Regions from separate parts of the Homo sapiens genome. Here region 2 is linked to region 1. A link is a contact called in ENCODE Hi-C or POLR2A ChIA-PET data. All regions are on one chromosome and are shown on one strand. The core of a region is the stretch at or near the end of the contact, and the rest is flanking DNA. Distances in the headings are between cores, read along the strand shown.

Region 1 (6,124 bases), core at 1,179-3,678:
ACGTAAACCAGCGATCTCAGTGTTTGCTGCTTGAAGCACCCTGAGGGATGGGGCTGTGGCTTGAGTTTGAGCGGCTGCAGTCAGGAACTTCCATGGGCTCCGTGAGGAGCTGCTCTCCCAGTTCTGCACACTCCCCTCCACAGGCAGAGGCTGGGCCAGACCCACAGGCAGCCTTCGGTGGTCCCCTCCCTACCCCATCCACCTGAGGAGAAGTGCGTGAGGTCTGTGAGCAGGAGGCATTCTTCCCTTTGTCCCCTTAGTCGGGCTTGGGTAGGTGGCTTCTCATGCCCAGGTACCCTGTCCTGCTGATGCCGCTCTCTCCTCCCTCCTGTCTCTCTCCGCCTGCTCAGCAGCTGCTTTGCCTGACATGCATTGTTTCTGATGGTGGCCCTTCCCCTTCCCCTTCTCAGTTTTTCTTCATTCCCTCACTCTGGCTATGTGGTTATTTCCTCACAGTAGTTCCGAGTCTGAGATGGAGGAGGAGGGAGAGGAGGAGGAGGAGGAGCCTCGCCTGCCCCCATCTGACCTGGGTGGTGTTCCGTGGAAGGAGGCCGTGCGGATCCATGCCCTTCTGAAAGGGAAAAGTGAAGAGGAGCTAGAGGCCTCAAAGAGCTTTGGGCCTGGGAATGAAGAGGAGGAGGAGGAGGAGGAAGAATATGAAGAGGAGGAGGAGGAGGACTATGACGAGGAGGAGGAAGAGTCCAGTGAAGGTCAGAACAAAATCTCTGCTCCGAACTCTGCCCTGCCCCCCAAAGTGATCTGTTTCATGCGTGAGTGTAAGAGGTTTCTGGGGCTGACGTCACACGGACGTGCCTCCTGCACAGCCCAGGGACCACCCCTCCTGACATAAGACATGGGGGGCAGAGGGGAGGACACCGTAGCGTTGAGCAGGCGGTTGGCAGTGGAAGTAATGTCCCTTGTGCACATTGGTTTAGAAACTGGAAGTGGAAGGCAGAGAGCCAGTCCAAGTACTCATCCAAGTTAGGCCACTCCTACTTGTCTCCACCTCGTTTTCTCTTTTTGCCCTGTAGTTTCAGTTGAAAAAATTAATAAGGAAAGGGAATTTAGCTTTCTAGAGGATTCCCTGATCCTAGTCTAGGGTTTCGGAGGTGGCTATGAGCTTAGTGCCCACTGGATGGGGCTCAGTTGATGGCACGCAGGGCAGCGTTTTGGGGACAGTGTCCTGAAGGGATACTCAGGCCCAGGGGCCAGCCACTCTGGCTGGTTCTGAAATAGTCTCTTGCCTTGGACTTGAGATTTTTCAATTCTGCCCCATCTCTGGGTGTGTGTGGCCTCAAGTGATGAGGAGGGACTTGCTGGGCCTGTGCAGGAGAGAAGGCCATTCTTTCTCTGCTCCAGCAGCGCAGAAGTCTGGGGGGTGGTGAAGACGGAGCCAGGGCAGGTGGAGATCTGAGTCCCCAAAAGATAGATGTGGAGTGAGCAGGAAGGACATGACCTTTAATTTCTGAGCACCAGTGACTCCCTGCAGCGGTCAGAGGATCGGTTGAGTTCTCAGTGACCCCAGGCCCTGCAGAGCTGGCACTGTGCTCATCTCTGCTTCTCCTGGCACCTGTGTGCTTGCTGCCCAGTCCCATCCGGGGGTCTGTTTTCTCTGGCACACAGGGCTGAGCCCTTGCCTGACAGGGCTCATGTTCCTGATCCAGTCCCCTGGGAGCTGTGCAGCTCCAGGATGTTGGCCCCAGTGAGGTGGGTTAGCAGAAGGAACCGCACCGTTGGGCGTCCGCGAGAACAGCTGGCGTCAGGGACTTCCTCGGGCTCCCTAAGGACCTGCTCTCCCAGTTCTCTACTCTTCCCTCTGAGGCAGAGGCTGGGCAGGACCCACAGGCAGCCCTTAGTGACCCGCACTCCACACCCTGTCTGCCTTAGGAGAAATGGGGTCTGTGAATCTGGGCTCTCCCTCCATGCTGCCGTGTCTGCGGAGCCAGGTGCCGGCGTGGCCTCTGCTAGCCAGCAGAGTGAGCATGCACAGCTGGTCCAGGGCACGGTGTTTTGTTTGCACTGTTCCAGACATCGTCATCTCCATCTGATGATGATCACTCGGCAGCTTTGAGCCCTGGCACAGCTTCGGGTCGAAGCACGTTCCCTTTTCAGGAGAGTTGAGCCGAGCTTTCCTTCACGCAGACTTAATTTCCTGGACTTAGTGCTAACGTCAAGACCAAACCTGTAGGAAAAGAGCTTTAACTACACAAACACATACTGACAGATTCAGCCAAACTCCGAGAGTCCCAGACCGGAGCCTGTGTCCCTAGCGCAGGTGTGTCTGTCGGGCAGCCGACGGTGCCTGTGCAGGCAGTGGCTGGACACCACTACTCCCTTCTCTTCCCTCCCTGCTTGATCGCGCTGTGGGATTCCTGATGCTGTGTGGGTCTCTGGCTCCCCCTGCTGTAGAAGGGGAGTACTGCCCCTGGGACACAGAACTGCAAGGCCAGTGGCGCCAGGTACCTCCCACAGGAAGAAGATTTGAGGACATTTAAAGGTACCCACTTTACCCCGTGCCCACCTTCTACCCCAGCTCCCTGGCAGCCATCCAAAATTTGCCTCCAAGAGCATGTCTCACAGACAAAGGTCTGTGTTTTATGGAACTGTGCTGACGGGCTCTGCACACATCTCACTGGGCTACTCTCCCTGGTCCCAGCCTGCCCAGACAGTCAGGCGCAAAGTAACATGTGAGTCAGAAGAGGTTCTGGAGGAAGTTGGAGAAGGCTCCAGAAGTGGCCTCATGGAATGCGGCCCCATCTATGCCGCATATGTTTTACTGCAAGCTCATCTCCAGCCAAGACTTGGCTCCTTCTCTGATGCAGGAAACCTATCGCCAGTGCAGGTGCCTTTAATGTTTCTCTGAGAAAGGAGGAAATGCTGGCTTGTGCTGTCGATAAGTCCCCAAGGCTGCATGTATTAGCAGGAAGCACAGCAGGACTCTGAGAGAAGAATGTGTCTCTTCTCTTTGTTGCTGAGAAGGTAGAGAAAGGCCCTGCACTCTTTGACTTACCTTCCTCAGTCCTGTGCATCCAGGCTGTTAGGTGACTCTGCTGTGACTTAGTCCCACCCAGCACCATAAAGAAAGGCAAATTGACGGCCGGGTGCAGTGGCTCATGCCTGTAATCCCAGCACTTTGGGAGGCCGAGGCGTGTGGATCACCTGAGATCGGGAGTTTGAGACCAGTCTGACCAACATGGAGAAACCCTGTCTCTACTAAAAAATATAAAAAATTAGTCGGGCATGGTGGCACATGCCTGTAATCCCAGCTACTTGGGAGGCTGAGGCAGGAGAATTGCTTGAACCTGGGAGGCGGAGGTTGCGGTGAGCTGAGATCGTGCCATTGCACTCTAGCCTGGGCAACAAGAGCGACACTTCGTCTCAAAAAAAAAAAAAAAAAAGGCAAATTCACCTCAGAAAAAGTCCACAAATCTATAGAGACCAGCAACATCTATAGAGACCAGCAACTCCAACAAGGGGCTAATACTCCACATACGGCTTGCAGGGCCAGCAACAAATCTATAGAGACTAGCAGCTCCAACAATGGGCTGATACCCCACATACGGCAGAGCACAGGGCCAGCATCACACTGGGTGGTCTTGCTGGTCCTTTCTGCCCATTTCACATTCCCTGTTGCTTGAAGAGGCTGTCATAGTGACTGAAGCCAAGGCCAGATTGTCTGGTTAGACTCAGAGGAGGCATGTCACCCATTCCCAGATGGAAGCTGGCTCCTGGCAGGAACACGAATCCTTCAGATCAGGTGGCACCTGCTGAACAGCCACCTTCCCTTCCCAGTTGCTAGCTGTCCCTTTATCTTAACCCAACTGTGTGGCACGGTCCAAGCACTAAGTACAGGGATCCCACAGGGCAGGGATCCAGAGGGGCCACTGGTGAGTTTCCATGTAGCTGAGAAACCAGGCCTTGTTTCCAGAGGTGATAAGCAGGGCACCACATGGAGTTCTCAGGTGAGGGCTTTGACCTCAGAGAGCTGTTGGTCTCATTCTCGCCTGTGAAATTCCAAGGGTTTGGAAACGTACATGAAAGAGCTCTGCTTCCCTCCCAGCCATCACCTCCCCTGACTCTACCCTCCACTGGGATCCGTGTCCTTGCCTCAGACCCAGCATGCAGCATGAGGCCCACTAAGGGACGGGGACTTTTTCTCTCCAGCAGCAGCTCCAGCTGCAGAAGATGCAAACCGAAGTGCCAGCAAAGTCTATCTCTGTCCTGTGTGAGCTGGCCGGCTGGCGGCAGAATGACACAATCTCTTCCCACCTCTCTCGTCACCTGGCCATCAGCTGGGCGAGTGGTGGTGGGCACCTTGCTGTGTGACCAGCAGAGGGGCAGGATAGTGCATCCTGGGGTCTCACACTGTGCTAGGGACAAAGCAGGTCCTTGTGACCCCTTGGGGCTGGGCCTGCAGAAGCAGGCTGGAATCTGCTCTTTTTCCATCTTGGTGCATGGGCCCCCTGAATGCAGCTCAGGATGAAAGGAGCCTCAGAAAGGAATGTGTGATTCTCTTCACTGAATTGAATGGTACATATACGGCTGGAAATGACCAGGTCACACTGAATGAGCAGAAGGACTGTGCGTGTGTGTCTGTGTGTCCATGCGTCTGTGTGTGTGTGTGTGTGTATACATGTGCATACATGTTCTTAATTTTTACTTCTTTCTGATTCATACTGACCCTGGCCAATGCTGTAACTTCTCTTTCTGTTTCCTTTCCCATGCTATTTCATCCCCTCCTTCCCCACCTCATTTCTCCACCCCTTGACCCTGGGACACTAGCCGGGAACCAGAGGCTCCAGCAGGTCATGCACGCGGCGGATCCTCTGGAGATCCAGGCTGACGTGCACTGGACTCATATCCGTGAGAGAGAGGAGGAAGAGAGGATGGCGCCGGCCTCTGAGTCCTCTGCTTCCGGAGGTAAACACTCCCAGCCCCAGGCCGCAGTGTGCCCCGAGCACCACCCGCCTGCTGCCTCTGTCGCCACAGGGGGCCTTTCTGTCAGGGCAGAGCCACCCATGAGGTCACACACGGGAGCCAGGCGCATCCCGCTTTGCTGCTGTCAGTTGTGACACCTGTACTTTTCATCTGAGGATATGTGAAGTTCTCTGTGGATTAAGAGGTTGTGGACTCTTTCTCCATTGATGCAAAATGGTAAAATGAACCTGATCTTGGGTAAACCAAGAATTTTCTGTCTTTCTCTCATGTTTCTGGTCACCGCTGCTCTTTCCTCACTTCGTAAAACGTTCTGGTACTTTTCTTAGAGTGTGTCTGGACGTGAATGTGTGTTGGCAGGAAGGGGGCGGGAGGGGCATGTTTGGAAGTGAAATGAAGTCTTGGGAAGAGATTTCTGTCCAGGAGGCCTCCACAGTAGCATCGTCTCCAGCCCCAGGCTTTAGGTGTGACGGTCTGTGTCACACAGTAGGATGAAGATGAACCTTATTCTGGCTTTTTTAAATAAAGGAATAGCAATAAGAGAAGGACCGTGGAGACTGCTGAGGGACGTGGTGGCCGCTGTGCCATCTTTCCTGGCATGCTGTCTTCCAAATACCCACCCTCGGAGTCACCTCTGCTGTCACTTCTGTGCGTGCACATTTTCATTCAGCGCCGGTCACGGGCCACACCCCCTGCCAGGCTCTGAGCATACAAAAGGGGCATTTCCTGCCATCATAAAACAGCATTAATAAGACGTTTGTTCCTCCCTGGCCCCAAATCTTCACTTGTAGGCAAGACCAACCTCCGTTTCCGGCTTGTGGTGGCACCATGAGCACCCGCATCACTGGGCTGGCCTGTGAGCTGGGGAGCGCTCTGCAGCCCTGGGCCGGCGGTGGCCCTACCTTGGGTTTTCCCTCTTCTCTTCTCATCCTGATTCTCCATCACACAGGCTAACATCAGGGCTCGCACCCCTTGTTGGTGCCAGACAGGCGTCTGTCCTGAATGCCTTCTCACTTTCTTTCTCTTTGGGATTTTAAGGATGACCTTGGCTCTCCTCGTTGGGAACGCATATTGCTGTGTAACTTTGTATTTGTCGTCTGTTTTAAATTCAGTGCCCGACCTTCCCTCCATACGCCACGCGGCGGTGCAGGCCTGGCTGGAGACGGTCTCCGGAGGTAGTCTGGTGATG
Region 2 (6,124 bases), core at 2,126-4,625, 270 kb after region 1:
CTCTGGTTTTCCTAGGCAGAGGACCCTGCGGCCTTCCGCAGTGTTTGTGTCCCTGGGTACTTGAGATTAGGGAGTGGTGATGACACTTAACGAGCATGCTGCCTTCAAGCGTCTGTTTAACAAAGCACATCTTGCACCGCCCTTAATCCATTTAACCCTGAGTGGACACAGCACATGTTTCAGAGAGCACAGGGTTGGGGGTAAGGTCACCGATCAACAGGATCCCAAGGCAGAAGAATTTTTCTTAGTGCAGAACAAAATGAAAAGTCTCCCATGTCTACTTCTTTCTACACAGACACGGCAACCATCCGATTTCTCAATCTTTTCCCCACCTTTCCCGCCTTTCTATTCCACAAAACTGCCACTGTCATCATGGCCCGTTCTCAATGAGCTGTTGGGCACACCTCCCAGACGGGGTGGTGGCCGGGCAGAGGGGCTCCTCACTTCCCAGTAGGGGCGGCCGGGCAGAGGCGCCCCTCACCTCCCGGACGGGGTGGCTGGCCGGGCGGGGGGCTGACCCCCCACCTCCCTCCCGGACGGGGTGGCTGCCGGGCGGAGGGGCTCCTCACTTCTCAGACGGGGTGGTTGCCAGGCAGAGGGTCTCCTCACTTCTCAGACGGGCCGGCTGGGCAGAGACGCTCCTCACCTCCCAGACGGGGTCGCGGCCGGGCAGAGGCGCTCCTCACATCCCAGACGGGGCGGCGGGGCAGAGGCGCTCCCCACATCTCAGACGATGGGCGGCCGGGCAGAGACGCTCCTCACTTCCTAGATGGGATGGCGGCCGGGCGGAGACGCTCCTCACTTTCCAGACTGGGCAGCCAGGCAGAGGGGCTCCTCACATCCCAGACGATGGGCGGCCAGGCAGAGACGCTCCTCACTTCCCAGACGGGGTGGCAGCCGGGCAGAGGCTGCAATCTCAGCACTTTGGGAGGCCAAGGCAAGCGGCTGGGAGGTGGAGGTTGTAGCGAGCCGAGATCACGCCACTGCACTCCAGCCTGGGCACCATTGAGCACTGAGTGAACGAGACTCCGTCTGCAATCCCGGCACTTCGGGAGGCCGAGGCTGGCGGATCACTCGCGGTTAGGAGCTGGAGACCAGCCCGGCCAACACAGCGAAACCCCGTCTCCACCAAAACCAGTCAGGCGTGGCGGCGCGTGCCTGCAATCGCAGGCACTCGGCAGGCTGAGGCAGGAGAATCAGGCAGGGAGGTTGCAGTGAGCCGAGATGGCAGCAGTACAGTCCAGCTTCGGCTCCGCATGAGAGGGAGACCGTGGAAAGAGAGGGAGACCGTGAGGAGAGGGAGAGGGAGAGGGAGAGGGAGAGCTAAAGCCTATCAATAGCTAAATATGTCAAAAAACATTCTGGCCTTTGTTTGGTGAGAATTCATGTCACGGTAGGAGGAAATCTGAAAGTTAGGAATCAAAGTTTGCATGCATTTTAAGGGTGTGCTGCTGATATGCACAGGGAGTGGGTTTGCTAACGCCATCCCAGCCACTGATGCAGCTGGACTGGGCTCTAGGAAAGCTGACAGAACAGTGAAGGAAGCCAGGCCAGAGTGGTGCTCCCCCCACCCACTGGGAGAATCCATCGAGATGCACAATTTGAGTAGCATCATGTCTGATCTGGGGTTTACTAGTGATTTTTTAAGACAGGATCTCACACTCTTGCCCAGGCTGGAGTGCAGTGGTGCGATCTCTGCTCACTGCAACCTCTGCCTGCAGGGTTTAAGCAATTCTCCTGCTTCAGCTTCCTAAGTAGCTGAGATCACAAGCGTGTGCCACCATGCCCGGCTAATTTTTGTATTTTTGGTAGAGACGGTTTCACCATGCTGGCCAGGCTGATCTCAAACTCCTGACATCAAGTGAGCCACCGTGCCCAGCCTGATTTTTCACTTTAAAGTTGATTTTTGTTTTGTTTCAGAAATTACACTGAAATGCAACTACTAAACAAGAAAGTACGGTTGGCATAAAATGTTTTATCATAGAAACACTTTTCATGGGAGAATAACTGAACAGTTTTAAAATAATACCAGGATAAAAGGCTCAAAAATTTGTTAGCCAGTAACAACAGAGTATCAGTGGGGACAATCAGACACCAAACAACTGGAGGTTAAAAGGAGAGTGAACAGATCACTGCCTAGAAAGGGACAGCCCCAAGCATGGGTTTGGAAACGGGTACTAATTGTGGTGAAATTTTTATGGAATGAGGATTACTTCCACAGCCAATTACAGATGCTCCTCAGCTTCCAGTGGGGTCACCTCCGGATAAACCCATCATGAGTTGAAAATATTGTCAGCTGGAAATGCACTGAATCCACCTAACCCACCAAATATCACAGCTTAGCCTGCCTCAAGCATGCTCAGCAAACTTATGCTAGCCCACAGTTGAGCCTCCTTTTTTATTTTTATTTTTGAGACGGAGTCTTCCTGTCGCTCAGGCTGGAATGCAGTGGCGCGATCTTGGCTCACTGCAACCTCCGCATCCCAGCTTCCAGCGATTGTCCTGCCTCAGCCTCCCAAGTAGCCAGGATTACAGGCACCCGCCACCACGCCCCGCTAATTTTTGTGTTTTTAGTAGAGGCAGGCTTTTGCCATGTTGGCCAGGCTGGTCTCGAACTCCTGAGCTCATATGATCTACTTGCCTTGGCCTCCCAGAGTGCTGGGATTACAGGTGTGAGCCAGCACACCTGGCTGAGCCTCCTTTATCACACAGTGTTGAATATGTCATGGAGTTTATTGAATACCGTACAGAAGGTGAAAGAGAATTGTTGCACGAGGACTTCAAGTACAGTTTCTGCAGAATGTGTCTCATTTTCAAAAACTCCTAAGTTGAATGATCATTAAACTGGGACAGTCTGCATTTAAGGACAAAACAGGAGTTCTGGTGTCTTAAGACTGTAGCTGATTTCTAAGAATGTAGCTACTTTCTTTTTTTGGGACACAGTCTCACTCTGTCACCCAGGCTGGAATGCAGTGGTGCGATCTCGGCTCACTGCAAGCTCCGCCTCCCGGGTTCACGCCATTCTCCCGCCTCAGCCTCCCGAGTAGCTGGGGCTACAGGTGTGTGCCGCCACGCGCGGCTAATTTTTTGTATTTTTAGTAGAGACGGGGTTTCACCGTGTTAGCCAGGATGGTCTCGATCTCCTGACCTCGTGATCCGCCCGCCTCAGCCTCCCAAAGTGCTGGGATTACAGACGTGAACCACCGCGCCTGGCTGAATGAAGCTACTTTCAAACTGTTCTCCCAGTAACTGGAAATAAAACATAAATGACCTTGGCAGGTATAAGATTGCCCGCTTGCTTAGGCTGGAGCTCCCACTTCTGGCCATGTGTGTGCACAGCGGGCTCCAGGCTGGAGCTGCCCCGCTGCCCCACTGTTATACTCCTTTCCCATCCCAGGCACCCTAAAGCCTGCAAGGAGAGAAGTCGTGCACCTCAGGTGTAGTAACCTTCTGAAGGCGGACGCCTTTACCAGTGAGATGCTGACGGCCGGGCCAGCTTCGCAAGGATCGGCTGTGAGGAGCGTTTTATCCCTGACATGGTTTAGAACTGCCAGTCAGTACATGACTGTTTTGAAGTTCTCTGGAACCATATTCCTCTGTCTCATGCACAGGACCCGTGCCCCGCCTCCGTGGATTCTGGATGCATGAGAATGGACGAGGGGTGGCATTTCAGCTGGTGGCCTTGTGGCCTAGTTCACGCCTTCGTCCTGATGGAAGTCTGGGTTTGCCCTGATATGGAAATGACACATGGACAGACACACCACACACACAGAGGAGCCTTGCTATTTTAAGCATGTACTTTATACAAAATAACCAGTTCATATGGAAATAAATCTACAGACCTCCAAGGATCAAAAAGCTTTTTAAAAAGTTCTTTTAAAAAATTATCCAACACACAATATTGAACTAACTATTGAGGTAAGTGTCGCTCTCAGTGAAACAGGGAATCAGCAGACCACGACAAAATATACACAATATAAAAATAAATAGCATTCCCCTTTCCAGTACTGGCCAGAAGGTTCACATGGTTTCTGCTTTTGCAGCAGGAGCAGAGGCTCCAGACACTGTGTGCCAAGGCTGCTGGGGACTGACCGGGGCCCCAGGAGCTACGCACAAGGCAGGAGAGTGAGGTACCTGAGCCCTGGCTAGGGAAGGGAAAGGAAGGGAAGGGAAGGGAAGGGAAGGGGCTGCATGGTTTCCTGAACGGGGGTCAGCATTTCAATAACTTATGCAATATCCATACCCCTGCTCCCACCCCACCCACCCCTGTCAACAACACAAGCAAGGACAATCAACTGCTCGTCAGCCGTTCTGACGTTAGAGTTCAGTTAGTCCTCTTGTGCAGGACAAGAGGGAGAAACTAGGTAGGAAAAGGTCAAGCCGAGCCCGGAACAGTCCCTCCGCACATCTGTCTAGCACAGAGCAGGATCAACATCCAGCCTGGAGGCAAAACTTGTGTCCCAGCTTAATTTAAAAAATGAAGGTCCGGTGTGTTGGCTCACGCCTGTAATCCCAGCATGTTGGGAGGCCAAGGCGGGTGGATCACCTGAGGTCAGGAGTTTGAGACCAGCCTGGCCAACATGGTGAAACCCCGCCTCTACTAAAAATACAAAAATTAGCTGGGAGTGGTGGTGCGCGCTTGTAGTCCCAGCTACTTGGGAGGCCGAGGCAGACGAATCCCTTGAACCTGGGAGGTGGAGGTTGCAGTGAGCCGAGATCGTGCCATTGCACTCCAGTCTGGGGGACAAGAGCAAGATTTCGTCTCAAAAAAAAAAAAAAAAAAAAGAAAAGAAAAAAAACGGGATGCAGTAACATTCACCCAAACACTACTGTCCCAAGGGGAAAGTGCGTGAGGCTTGGTGTCCTATGGCTGCACGGCAGAGTCCAACCCAAAAAAGAAATAGGGAGCCCAGCTTTTTCTCACGCAGCAAATGGCAATCACATTCTTTGTGCTATGCAGTGATGTGAGTCCACGAATAAAAGCCTCTGCATTCTCAACCGAAATAAGAAGTATCCTTACTGAAGCTAGTGTCCGGAGAGTCACTGGTGGACACACCACACCCCAGGAGCCCCCGGATTGGGCAGTACATGGCTCACTAATATATGGGACTGATTTTCTGCAATGCGGGTCCATGGAGAATCACAGAGGGTGAACTGACTGACAGACAAAGAAGGGCAACAATGCTAGAAAACCTTCAGCCTTTCCTTTCTATGAAAACCAAGGTTCTCTGCAAGCAGGTTGGGGTTCTTACACTACTCAACTGTCCTTACCTTGTGACTATAGGATTAGGCCTTCCTGTGAAATTTCAAATCAGGTCTTAAGAGCAGTGTAGTATTTACAGATTTGAATGTCCATTAAAAAAAAAAATTGAACCAAGAAGTATGGATTGCAAACTTGTTTCTGACAGCTGTGGTGACTGCAACACTGGGATTTTGTGGGCCTGGGATGGCATCTGCCAGCAGTAGGAATCAGCAAAAATAATATAGTAACTATACAGCAGATAAATGGCATGGGATAATGACACCAAATGCTTAGTCACAAGAAACACTTTCAGGGAACAAGACAGAGTAAATCGACATTTAAAGCTGAGGTCTGACTGAACTGAGGGGCACAAACTGCAGGTCTTAAGGTTTTCACTAAGCCTAACGAAGAGGAGCATGAGAAGGCCTTCTGAGAGCATCTGGCCCGGGCTCAGTGAGAAGATACGAACTGTTGATGAGCAGCTCGTGTGTACGGCCAGGTAAACTAAACCAACCTGATGAAGGCTGGTGATGAAGGAGAGGCGGAGAGGTGGGATGGAAAGTTACGTCAACAAGAATCCTACAGGGTTTGTTCTTATTTATTCTCCACATTCATTCACTGTAACAAATTTCAGCCAATAGCTCCTGCTACCTTTTAACTGAGGGGAAAAAGTAGCTGAATTAAAAACTATTTTTTAATTCTGAGGGGAAAACAAACCCAGAATCCTCCCAAGAAGCTCATCTTTTCTCTTGGGCCTTAGGGACACAAGTTTCTAACTTATTAACAACTCTACTAAAGGTGAGCCATGAGTGTTAAATCAAAGAGATGCAATGGTATTTCCCATTCTCCACGATCTCAGCTATCCCCATCCTCCTGGGGACC

Evidence for each region. A loop is a pair of places that touch in the nucleus more often than their neighbours do. ChIA-PET counts read pairs that join two places held with the same protein, here RNA polymerase II (POLR2A). Pooled maps may share reads with other maps.
Region 2: a loop to region 1 is called in a map of MCF 10A, with 21 times the contacts of the local background. The contact joins two enhancer-like sites. A Hi-C loop is called at or near these places in 2 of 168 maps with a recorded cell type or tissue (GM12878 and MCF 10A), 7 of 37 single-sample maps with no recorded cell type and 9 of 50 pooled maps. POLR2A ChIA-PET finds 5 or more read pairs at or near these places in 3 of 52 experiments (BJ, RWPE1 and activated CD4-positive, alpha-beta memory T cell).

The regions. Positions count from the first base shown.
Region 1 is chr22:17,826,440-17,832,563 of GRCh38, reverse strand. MICAL3 (microtubule associated monooxygenase, calponin and LIM domain containing 3) reads left to right here. Exons shown (of 32, transcript NM_015241.3): 21 at 457-710; 22 at 4,783-4,920. Among named protein-coding and RNA genes, the nearest start is that of LINC00528, 52 kb to the right of the region's middle. Within about 2 kb of position 2,428, at least 14 of the 41 ENCODE cell types and tissues checked have a DNase peak (open chromatin) inside an H3K27ac peak, as active enhancers do.
Region 2 is chr22:17,555,807-17,561,930 of GRCh38, reverse strand. CECR2 (CECR2 histone acetyl-lysine reader) reads right to left here. Exons shown (of 19, transcript NM_001290047.2): 19 at 3,780-6,124. Among named protein-coding and RNA genes, the nearest start is that of SLC25A18, 4.6 kb to the left of the region's middle. Within about 2 kb of position 3,375, at least 2 of the 41 ENCODE cell types and tissues checked have a DNase peak (open chromatin) inside an H3K27ac peak, as active enhancers do.